2 separate regions of the Homo sapiens genome follow, and region 2 is linked to region 1. Evidence: read pairs that join two places in POLR2A ChIA-PET (ENCODE). Cell type or tissue: PC-9. All regions are shown on one strand. Each heading gives the region's core, and the rest is flanking DNA. Links, peaks and the distances in the headings are about the cores only.

The links. ChIA-PET counts read pairs that join two places held together with the same protein. Peaks named below come from ENCODE experiments on the same cell type or tissue, not always from the same donor. Only the 100,000 strongest peaks of a DNase experiment are listed, where the experiment ranks them.
Region 2: POLR2A ChIA-PET joins it to region 1 with 5 read pairs; 2 of 35 experiments call an interaction of 5 or more read pairs at or near these places.

The regions. Positions count from the first base shown.
Region 1 is chr3:170,389,896-170,396,322 of GRCh38, forward strand. SKIL (SKI like proto-oncogene) reads left to right here. Exons shown (of 7, transcript NM_005414.5): 5 at 328-569; 6 at 1,141-1,365; 7 at 2,364-6,427. The coding sequence ends at 2,522. Among named protein-coding and RNA genes, the nearest start is that of CLDN11, 26 kb to the right of the region's middle. In PC-9, for the core only: no CTCF peak of the experiment used is centred there; no DNase peak of the experiment used is centred there; H3K27ac peaks cover 518 bases.
Region 2 is chr3:170,914,203-170,920,629 of GRCh38, forward strand. No RefSeq gene overlaps it. Among named protein-coding and RNA genes, the nearest start is that of EIF5A2, 8.8 kb to the left of the region's middle. In PC-9, for the core only: no CTCF peak of the experiment used is centred there; no DNase peak of the experiment used is centred there.

The DNA of each region.
Region 1 (6,427 bases), core at 496-5,495:
TTTCTGCAAAAAATCCAGTGGGGATTTTGATAGGGATTGCACTGATAAGTAGATCAATTTGGAGACTATTACTGTCTTAACAATATTAAGTCTTCCAATCCATGAATTTGGGATGTCTTTCCATGTATTTAGGTCTTAAATTTCTTTTAGTGATGTTTTGTAGTTTTCATTGTACTTGCACTGCTTTTGTTAAATTTATTCCTATTTTATTTGTTTTGGTCTAATTTATAAATGAAATGTTTTAAAAATTACATTTATGGATTGTTCTAGTGATTTTTTTAATGGAGTGATATTCATACTTTGTTACTTGATTTTTTTCTCTCCAAGATGCATCAATCTCAAATAATTCTACAAGTAAAAGGAAATCTGAGTCTGCCACTTGCAACTTAGTCAGAGACATAAACAAAGTGGGAATTGGCCTTGTTGCTGCCGCTTCATCTCCGCTTCTTGTGAAAGATGTCATTTGTGAGGATGATAAGGGAAAAATCATGGAAGAAGTAATGAGAACTTATTTAAAACAACAGGAAAAACTAAACTTGATTTTGCAAAAGAAGCAACAACTTCAGATGGTAAAATTGTTATCTAAATGATAGTCCATTATGAAAAGATACTTTTGTATATTGCTCTGTCGCCCAGGCTGGAGTGCAGTGGCGCAGTCTCAGCTCACTGAAACCTCCACCTCACAGGTTCAAGCAATTCTTCTGCCTTAGCCTTCCGAGTAGCTAGCATTACAGGCACGTGCCACCATGCCTGGCTAAATTTTGTATTCTTAGTAGAGATGGGGTTTCTCCATGCTGGCCAGGCTCGAACTTTTGACCTTGTGATCCACCAGCCTTGGCCTCCCAAAGTGCTGGGATTACAGGTGTGAGCCACTGCGCCCAGCCCCCCTGTATATTCTTAGTAAGAAAAGTCAAAACGAGATGCTACAAATGTACTTAAGATTATTGTTTTACACTGAAAAGCAATTTTAATATATTTTAAAATTTTTTGAGAAAATAGTTTTTTAAAATAATTACCTCTATATAGAACTGATAATGATAGCTGAATTTTAGGTATTTTCTGTGCTATGTTTTCCAGAACTGAAAATTTTAACATGGTGAAAATAAAGTAAAACTTGTATTGTGATTCTTTACATTACAGGAAGTAAAAATGTTGAGTAGTTCAAAATCTATGAAGGAACTCACTGAAGAACAGCAGAATTTACAGAAAGAGCTTGAATCTTTGCAGAATGAACATGCTCAAAGAATGGAAGAATTTTATGTTGAACAGAAAGACTTAGAGAAAAAATTGGAGCAGATAATGAAGCAAAAATGTACCTGTGACTCAAATTTAGAAAAAGACAAAGAGGCTGAATATGCAGGACAGGTAAGAATTACTGTTTGTATAATGGTGCCCTTTCAGCATGGAAATGGAAACTGTTACTTCTCTCTTTTTTTTTTTTGAGACAGAGACTGCTCTGTCGCCCAGGCTGGAGTGCAGTGGCACAATCTCAGCTCCCCACAACCTCTGCCTCCCGGGTTCAAGCAATTTTCCTGCCTCAGCCTCCTGATTGTAGCTGGGATTACAGGCGTGCGACACTATGCCCAGCTAAATTTTGTATTTTTTAGTAGAGACGGGGTTTCACCATGTTGGTCAGTCTGGTCTTGAACTCCTGACCTCATGATCTGCCCACCTCAGCCTCCCAAAATGCTGGGATTACAAGCATGAGCCACTGCACCCGGCCACCGTTACTTCTCTAATAAAGGAATTACTTTTTGTCAAGCTCAGTTTACTAAGCTAGATTTCAAAATAGATAATTCTGTTAAACATAGCTTTATGCTGTATTGTCCAAGATGATTATTTTGATGTTTGTTGCTTTTATTAGTTTAAATTTTTATCGGGTTACTGCAGTTTAGTTACCTAAATTGCTAATCTCTAGCCCTCTGAATATTATATGTTATATTATTTTAATGTAGTATATGAGCTTTCAAATCTACAAATTAACAAACAGGAACTGTTGCCTGTTATGTTCAAAAGCACTGGAGCAAAAATAAGCAATTCTCTTTTGTTAATAGAATCTCACAATTTAAGGAACATGAACAAATAACTAACATGAGCAGGCTGTGATGAGCGGTATAGTAAAGTATAGGGCATAATGAACATGAACATGCTGGATGTGTTCCTTCCTCTTGTTCCTTTGCTTTTTCTTAAATTTAGTGTCCTGTCAGATGTCAGATTAATAGTATTAGATGCTTAATGGATTTAGTATACATGAAATAGTTCGTTTTGTAAAAAGTAATTTGAAAATAGATATTTTCTATGATATGAGGATTAAATGGAAAAACAAAACAATTAAAATTGATAGCGCCTTTTAAATCACATAGTTGGCAGAACTGAGGCAGAGATTGGACCATGCTGAGGCCGATAGGCAAGAACTCCAAGATGAACTCAGACAGGAACGGGAAGCAAGACAGAAGTTAGAGATGATGATAAAAGAGCTAAAGCTGCAAATTCTGAAATCATCAAAGACTGCTAAAGAATAGAAACTGTTAAAGAGATTCATCTGTGTATTACTGACAAGGTTTTTTTTGTTTGTTGCTTGCTTTGGTAATTGAATTCTGAAGAATTTATCTGCATGACGATAACTAGGCATTCTATCCATTTGTAGATCAGAGAAAGTGAAGAGATTATATATTAGTACTTAAATTTTTACATTTTCCAAATGAATGAAAATGTATGTTTCTTTGTACTTTTTTAAAAAAATCAGCTTAGTAACAATACTATATGGTTTCAACTAGTAGGTAATCTGCTTATATTTCTAATGCAAACTTAACAATTGTGTACTTTTTAAAAGCTGCAATATGTGTTGGAAAATAGCTGTGGTCAATTTTGTTATCCATATTTCAGACTCAATTTTAGATACAATGGTGGCTTTATATTTTAAGTATATAGAGCTACTCAAGGAGTTGAATCTCCCCTTTTCTCATTAACACAATTTTTCTAAGTTGATATGGTGTACTCATTAACATACACCAAATTTACTTTTACTTTGTTCAGATTGTGGAATGAATTTCCACCAGTTCTCTTCTTTTTAATGTGTACCCTAGGAGGAATTTTACTGAGGTTATAGCATACCCCATGAGCACAGTGGGGAAGAAGAATGTGTTGTTATGTGCTGCTGCTAAACAGAAGCAGCAGTTGTAATTTGTTTTTCAGTTTAAATGTGGTTATAGTTAGATTTTTTTTTAAGCAGCAACTTTTCAAAAATAAAATGTGATAATTTCTGAACTTTTGTTTGTGTTGTTAATAGTGGTGTGAAAATATTAACGTTCTTGAGAAAAACTGATACCACTGTTGTGTATCAGTTTCTATACAATCCATAATCCTCCTGTACAGTTTTTACATGTAGTTATGAGTCTTACTAAAATTTATATAATGGACTTGTTTTCCTTTAAGTTGTAAAATGTTAAACACCTTGAAGGTTATTTTGGACTTCTGTATGTTTAAATGTTGTCTTACCAAAATTTGCACGAATGGACCATTTTCATTTACTACTTAATATCAAAATCAGGAATTTACAGTCAACTGATAGTACATGATAGGTGCATATAGGACAGTTTAGTTACCTGCTACTAAAAGATTTTTAGATAAGTTTTAGAAGATAAAGGAATTCCATAGTTTCAGGAGGGACAACATCTTCTGCACTTTTTTTTTGCACAGAAAAGTCTGTCATTCTCTAATGGCAAATTTCATATTTGTTAATTCTTGGCTCAAAATATATTAGGTAAAATTCTTAGATCTGTTTTTAAAGGGAGTTTCCTGAAACTATCATTAATTGACATTATTACCCCATGGATTTTATGGGATAATAAATGTTTTTCATGTTCTCTTATAAGATACTATGTATGAAATTACTTCAGAGAGCTATATTTATTTTAAAATAAATTAGCTAGGGTTAAGGTTATATTCTATTTCCAGCATAGAAGGTAGATAATCTAATGGTGTAGAAAGAATCACTAGGTTGTCATTTAACCAGTTATTTTCATATTTTGCTTAATAGTACATATCCAAAAAGAATTTTGTACTTCCCCAAATGTAATTTATTTACTAAATTGAGTATAACCTAAATGTGTGTTTTCTATTTTCCATTTAAATTTTGCTATATTAAGACTAATTTAATTCGTTGAGTCTTGGAATCTTCTCAAGGAGGAACAAATATTAAAATGACATGTAGAAACAAATTTTTTTTTTTTTTTTTTTTTTTTTTTTTTTGAGACAGAGTCTCGCTGTCTCCCAGGCTGGAGTTCAGTGGTGCAATCTCGGCTCACTGCAAGCTCTGCCTCCTGGGTTCAAGCCATTCTCCTGCCTCAGCCTCCCGAGTAGCTGGGACTACAGGCACCCACCACCACTCCCGGCTAATTTTTAGAAACAAATATTTAAAATGACATATTCTCCCAATACAATCTATTTAGATCTGGAGAAGGAAAAATCAGATATTTATGATATAGTTTTATTTTAATTTTGAATTATTTGTGTCACAGCTCAGCTTTTTGGAAGACAAACTCAAACACCTATAATTTCATTTATATTTCTAATTCACTTGGAACCTTTCTGCTTTATGTTACCTAGAAAATGATAATTTGTTTAACCCAAAACTTCTAAAATAAATTGCTTAATCCTTGAAATATGTTATTGGAAAATTTTAAGCAGTGCTTAAACACCATTAAATTATTATGAACTTGTAATTCAGAATTGAGTAAAGAAATATTTTTTCTAGTCCTTCATATATTGAAAACTTGCCACATGACATTGTATCGTCTTCATTTTCCAGAAGATGCGTTGGTGTGCCATAGGTTTCTAACTTCCTTGAAAATAGTTTTTTAAGTCAATTGTAAATATACGTATTATTGTTAAAAGTAACTTTAAACTGCAACACATAGCTTCAAAACAATATAGAGATTTTGTAATACCTTATAAGTGGAGTTGGCTAAAATACCTTATCCATATAAAACTTATTCTATTCTTTGCATGCTTATTTTGTGTGTTGGTTGCTAGCTTAAAGTTTGATTTGTTGTTACTCTTTGTGTGCCAAATTCACTAGGCAAGCGGATTTTTCCTCAGACTTCAAAAAATAATTCTTTTAAGAAAAAATGTAAAAATGTTTATTCTAAAAAGCTGCATTAAAGGGACAACCTATAAAAAGTTTTGCTAGCTCATCTTTAGAAGGAAGAAAGAATATTAGCTTGGGTGATGTTTAATTTGGGTGGCGATAGTTTCTGTAGGCTAAACTTTATGAGAAAAGTGTACCTACTCTATAAAGGTAATAAATGTAAAACCTCTTGCTGTTATTGAGGAAGCTCTTCAACTACCCTAAATTTCACAAATGTAACTTATAACACTATGAAAAGATTTGACCAACAATTTACGTTTGCTGTGTGCTTTAGTTTTTGTTTAAGCATATTCTTTTGCTTGAATTTCTGTGTTCATGAGAGTTAGGGTGTTTTATGCTTCTTGAACTAATTTTATAACATATTTAATATATTACCAGTTAAGATATAAAATCATTTGTACATAGCGAATTGTAAAGCAGCTATTAAAGTAGGTGAAATAAAGTATATATTTGCCGGTTATCCATATCTTTTAGAAGTCCTGACAGAACAACCAGTTTATTTGCACATAGGTAGCTTCTGTTTGAAGGAAGGTAAAGTTATAAGGAAACTCAAATACTATAAGATGTGTCAAGGTATTTCTCCAGAATTAATTGCAAAGCTAGTGCTGAAGGATTTTAATCAGCTTCTAAAATTTTCTTCTCAATAAGGCATATGTTTTGATTACTTAGGGAAGATTCCTCATTTTTATTTGCCCTTTATGCATTTAATCCACATGATAGGACATTAAAAATTAATATAAAGAAAAATCGTGCTCATACTGTACATCTGTTTCTGTGCTTGGAACTACTTGTTAATAGTTTTTATCGAAGCTGTCAGCAATAAGGGACATAAAACTGCTGTATTATACATTGTGGAATTGAATAAACAGCCTAATTTTTTTTTTCTAGTATAGGGTACTTAAGCATTTCCACTTTTGGAAGAAAAGTGTATTAGTATTTTATATTGCATTTCATTTAAAAGGACAGTTTTTTTTTTTTTTTTGTAAATCCATTCATTGAAATGGTTTCTAAACTGTATAATGTAATTTGGAGCCTATTTAGTAATAGAATTAAATGTCCTATGTAGTGCTACAATTTTTGAATTAGAAAGTGATCAAATGTAAGAAAAAAATTTAAAAATTCAGCCCAGAAAACAAAATAGTGTATTAAATTAGTTTAATGTAAAAGGAATTTATAAGATTTTTTTCCTCAATATAGATACCTCACTTGAAAAGAAAGCACAGCATACTTAAAGTAGTTCTAGTAAACATGTCCTAGAAAACAGTTGCTAAATGTAGG
Region 2 (6,427 bases), core at 773-5,772, 520 kb after region 1:
AGCAGGTTTGCCTGATGCAGTTTCCAGCTTGACTTTTCCCTTTCGCTTGGTGAGATTTATTTTCCTTTCACACTCTGCTTTATATAAAGGAGGTTCGACCATGTTGACTTCTTTTTAAATGGAATAGCACTGGATTTAGAATAGCATTAACCAAACCAGCAAACTGTCTGACATAGCTGCACAAAAATACAATGACACATATACCTACATCAGCAAATTAAGCCTGATTTAATTTTATTGATCTGATCTCTACGGTTGAGCACCCTCCGTTTCTAAAATAATTTTAGTATTTTTGACCGTATAAATCAACAAATGCCTGTAACTCATTTTGTGGCCAAACTTTCACTGTCAGGTAGTTTAATTTCAATTTCAGGTAGTTTAATTTGACTTTCAGTCTCCAAATTGGGATTGGATCCTGGCCTAAGTAACAATGAAGGGTGGAGCATAAGGGAATTAATGGCTTCCTCCTCAAGGGAGTGACAGTTTCCTCAGGCAAGGCAGATACAGTTGTTTACAAGAAACACTCCTTGTCAGATTATGTGTTGTTGATAGCGTTTACAGAGGATTTGGAGGTTTGGAGTACTTCACCTTAGAAGTTGAAGTACATAGATGTCCCCATTTTCCTTGTAGAGCTTTCCCTTATCAGTTGCCTAATGTTTACAAATGAGACCAGCAATGCACAGATTCAAACTCTTAAATTTGTTTCAAAGAAATCTTAGCCTATGAGTCAGTATTTTTTTCTTGTTCTAAGATGAAATTTAGGGAACACATTTCTCATGGTTTAAGTTACCCAATCCTGTCTGAAGTAGTCAGCTCACCCCCAAAGTCCTAAAACTTTTCTCATCCTTTAAACTCTTTAAATTGTTGAGTGGCAGCAGTTACCAGTTTCATTCAGTTAGAGCTTCATTTTCAGTGGCCATGCAGCCTAAGAGATAATTTGTTGAGCGGTTTCACCACTGCATAACATAGACTACTATGTTCTGCTTTTGTAATTTGAACTTAGAATTAACGATCTTCTATCCCATCTTGGCTCTATCCAATTCTTAATAACCATATTTGCAGGATAATGTATGGGCTACAACTCTCTGGTAGATTAGTTAGGGTTCTTGGTTGCAAGCAAAAGAAACAAATTTTTAAAAAGTTAAGCAAAAAGGGAATTTTACGAAATAGTATGAAGGAGCTGCCACAATTGAGAGAAAGAAGGAAAAACTATGTAGAAAGGAATCAAGCAGCTCTGGGCATCTCGACAGCAAATATGGCTCTCTCATTGAAACAAAGAAGTTCAAATCGTTTGAGATGATACAGTTGTTTCCTTAGTGGGTGAATGTGTTTTAACTTCGGGAAGGTTAAGAGTTATGTATAGAAATAAAGAAATAGGGTACTCTCAGGGGTTTGATGGTACAAATTTGATTTTTAATTATATGTAATATTAAAGATAATTTAGCATATTCAAGTGACGGTAAGCCTTGAGATTCCAAATTTTAAAATGTATAATTGGGTGATTGGGTTAAACTTGTGGTTTTAAATTGAAGTCTTTCTAAGTGCTGTAGTTTGAATGTTCCCTCCAAAACTCATGTTGAAACTTAATCTGCAATGGGACAGTATTAAGAGGTGAGGCTTTTAAGAGGTGATTGGGTCCTGAGGGCAGAAAGATGGATTAATGGGTTAATAGATTAATGGGTTGTCACTGGAGTGGGTTAGTTATCACAGAGTGAATCTGTTATAAAAGTCAGTTTGGCATGCTCTTTTCCTTTCCATGTGATGCCCTCTACCATGTTATGACACAACAAGAAGGTCCTCACCAGAAGCTAACTGAATGGCAACACCATACCTTTGGAATTCCCAGAATCCAGAATTGTAAGAAATAAATTAATTTTCTTTTAAAAAAAACCCAGTCTCAGGTATTCTGGTATAGCAACAAAAAAACAGACTAAAGACACTAAGTTTTAAAATAATATTGTAACATTTAGAAGATCTTAAGACTCGCCACATTTATGAATTAAATTTATTGTATTTATAAGAGCTGCATTTATACTTGGGAAGGTCTTATTTATTTACCAGACTATTGAGGTACTTTTAAAAAAAGCAATGTATTGAACTTCTAAATACAATATGTACTGTTTAAGAGTGTTTAGGTTTGTAATTGGGACCAAGCATTCACTAAAAGCTCACTTAAAATTGATTAAACTTATGTGCTATATTTGTAAGTAGAATGATGAGATTTATAAGTTGAATTTAAGGAAGTCTCCAGAGGGAAATGTAAATCTATTAGAAGGTAGGAAGAACACCTGAAATGGTAAATATATGGGTAAATATAAAATATTATATATTTTTCTTCTAATTTTTTTAAGTCATATGATTGTTTAAAAAGCTATAACAATACTGTAATCTGGGGTTTATTACATATGTAGATGTAATGCATATGATAACTAGCACAAAAAATGAGAGGTAAGTGAAAGTATATTGTTGCAAGGTTTTTAGATTTCATGTGAAGTTTTCTAATACTGCCTCTAAATAGACTAAAATTAGATAACAATGCATACTATAGTTCTTAGAATAACCATTAAAAGCAATATAAAGAGGAATCACTAAAAAACAAATGAAATAATTAAAATGGAATTCTAAACAATGTTAGATTTACCACCCCCACCTACAAAAAAAAGCAGGAAAGTATAAACAAAGAAACAAATCAGATGGGGTAAATAGAAAACAAATAACAAATTGATAAATTTAGCCATATCCATAATTACATTAAATATAAATGGATTAAACACTCAAAAGATTGAGATTGTCAAACTAGAGACCACATAAAAGACCCAACTATATGCCATCTATGAGAAACACTTTATAAAGCGTTTTTAAATATAAAATTTCTTGAAAAATACAACATACCAAAATGGACACAAGGTGAAACAAAATCTTAATATTTATTTATCTATTTGAGATGGAGCCTTGTTTTGTCATCCAGGCTGGAGTGCAGTGGCGCGACCTCAGCCCACTGCACCTTCTGCCTCCTGGGTTCAAGCAATAGCCTTGCCTCAGTCTGCTGAGTAGCTGGGATTATAGGTGCCTGCCACCACGCCCTGCTAATTTTGTGTGTGTGTGTGTGTGTGTGTGTGTGTGTGTATACACACATATATATACACACATATATACACACACATATATACACACATATATATACACATATATATACATATATACACACACACACACACACACACACACACACACACACATATATATATATATATAATTTTTTTTTTTTTTTTTTTTAGTGGAGACAGGATTTCACCACGTTGTCCAGGCTGGTCTCAAACTCCTGACCTCAAGTGATCCACTTACGTCGGCCTACCAAAGTTCTGAGATATGTATGGGGAGGGGTCTAACCTCCTTCTCCTCCTTCTTTGACAGAGTTAACAGCTTTTGTCGGGAAACCTGGAAAGCCCAGGTATCTAAAACTAAAGCTTCCTAAGTGAAGGAGAAATAAGATCCTTTCCAGATAAGCAAATGTTGAGGGGGTTTGTTACCACCAGAGCTGCCTTAAGATCTCTTGAGATCTTGAAAGGATCAGTAAATACAGAAAGGAAAGACCACTACCAGCTAAAACAAAAACACACTTAAATACGCAGAGCAGTGACACTATACAGCACCCACACAAACAAGCAAGCACAATAATCAGCTAACAGCACAATGACAGGATCAAATCCACACATATCAATACTAACTGATATGGTTTGGCTGTGTCTCCACCCAAGTCTCATCTTGAATTGTAGTTCCCATAATCTCCACGTGTTATGGGAGGGACCCGATGGCAGGTAATTAAATCATGGGGGTGAGTTTTTCTTTCGCTGTTCTCATGATAGTGAACAACTCTCATGTTTTTATAAAGGGCAAATCCCCTGCACATGCTCTCTTGCCTGCCACCATGTAAGATGTGCCTTTGTTCCTCCTTCCCCTTCCACCATGATTGTGAGGCCTCCTCAAACATGTGAAACTGTGAGTCCCTTAAACCTCTTTTTCTTTATGAATTACCCACTCTCAGGTATGCCTTTATTAGCAGTGTGAGAACAGACTAATACGGTAAATTGTTATCAGTAGAGGCGGGTGCTGTTATAAGGATACCTGAAAATGTGGAAGTGACTTTGGAACTGGGTAACAGGCAGAGGCTGGGGCAGTTTGGAGGGCTCAGAAAAAGATAGGGAAATGTAGGAAAGTTTGGAACTTCCTAGAGACTTGTTGAATGGCCTTGACCAAAATGCTGATAGTGATATGGACAATAAAGTCCAGACTTAGGTGGTTTCAGATGGAGATGAGGAACTTGTTGGGAACTGGAGCAAAGGTGACTCTTATTATGCTTTAGCAAAGAGATTGGCAGCATTTTGCCCCTGCCCTAGAGATCTATGGAACTCTGAACCTGAGAGAGATGATTTAGAGTATCTGGAGGAAGAAATTTCTAAACGGCAAAGGGTTCATCAGGAAGCAGAGCATAAAAGTTTGAAAAATTTGCTGCCTGATGATACAGTAGAAAGAAAAACCTACTTTCTGGGGAGAAATTCAAGCCCACTGCAGAAATTTGCATGAGTAATGAGGAGCTGAATGTTAATCATCAAGACAATAGGGAAAATGTCTCCAGGGCATGTCAGAGACCTTCGTGGCAGTCCCTTTCATCACAGGCCCAGATGCCTAGGAGGAAAAAATGGTTTCATGTGCTGGGCCCAGGGACCCCCTGCTGTGTGCAGTCTGGGGACTTGGGATGTCCTGAATCCTAGCCACTCCAGCTGTGGTTAAAAGGGGCCAAGGTACAACTTGATCCGTGACTTGACAACGGTGCAAGCCCCAAGTCTTGGCAGCTTCCACGTGGTGTTGAGCCTGTGGGTGCACAGAGGTCAACAATTGAGGTTTGGGAACCTCTGCCTATATTTCAGAGGATGTATGGAACGTCCGGGCAGAAGTTTGCTGCAGGGACGGATCCCTCATGGAGAAACTCTGCTAGGGCAGTGTGGAAGGGAAATGTGGGGTCAGAGCCTCCACACAGAGTCCCCACTGGGGCACTGCCTAGAGGAGCTATGAGGCCACCATCCTGCAGACCCCAGAATGGTAGATCCACCAACAGCTTGCACCATGTGCGTGGAAAAGCCATGGGCACTCAACACTAGCCCATGAAAGCAGCCAGGATGGGGGTCTGTACCCTGCAATACTACAGGAGTGGAACTGCCCAAGGCCTTGGGAACTCACCTCTTGCATCAGTGTGACTTGGATGTGAGACATGGAGTCAAAGGAGATCATTTTGGAGCTTTAAGATTTGACTGCCCTGCTGGATTTTGGACTTGCGTGGGGCCTGTAGCCCCTTTGTTTTGGCCAATTTCTCCCATTTGGAATGGGTTTATTTACCCAATGCCTGTACCCTCATTGTATCTAGGAAGTAACTAACTTGCTTTTGATTTTGCGGGCTCATAGGCAGAAGGGACTTGCCTTGTCTCAGATGAGACTTTGAACTTGGATTTTTGGGTTAATGCTAGAATGGGCTAAGACTTTGGGGGACTGTTGGAAAGGCATGATTGGTTTTGAAATGTGAGGACTTGAGATTTGGGAGGGGCCAGGGTTGGATTGCTATGGTTTGGCTCTGTGTCCCCACCCAAATCTTGTCTTCAGTTGTAGCTCCCATAATCCCCATGTGTCATGAGAGGGACTCTGTGGGATGTAATTAAATCATGGGGGTAGGTTTTTCTTGTGCTGTTCTCATGATAGTGAATAAGTCTCATGACACCTAATGATATTATAAAGGGGAGTTCCCCTGCACACGCTCTTTCCTGCTGCCATGAAAGATGTGCCTTTGCTCCTCCTTCACCTTCCACCATGATTGTGAGGCCTCCCCAGCCACATGGAATGGTGAGTCCATTAAACCTCTTTTTCTTTATAAATTACCCAGTCTCTGGTATGTCTTTATTAATAGTGTGATAACAGGCTCTTAGACTAACCTTGAATGTAACCAGGCTAAATGCCCCACTTAAAAGGTACAGAGTGGCAAGCTGAATAAAAAAAGCAAGACCCAATGGTATGCTGTCTTCAGAGACCCATCTCATATGTAATGACACCCATAGGCTCAAGATAAAGGGATGGAGGAAAATATACCAAGCAAATGGGAAACAGAAAAAAGCAAGGGTTGCAATCCTAATTTCAGACAAGACAGAGTTTAAACCAACAAAGATAAAAAAATATATAAAGAAGGGCATTACATAATGGGAAAGTGTTAAATTCCACAAGAAGACCTAACTATCCTAAATATATATGTACCAAACACAGGAGCACCCAGATTCATAAAGCAAGTTCTTAGAGACCTAGAAAGAGACATAGACTTCAACACAATAATAGTGGGAGATTTAAACACTCCACTGACAGTATTAGATCATCCAGGCAGAAAATT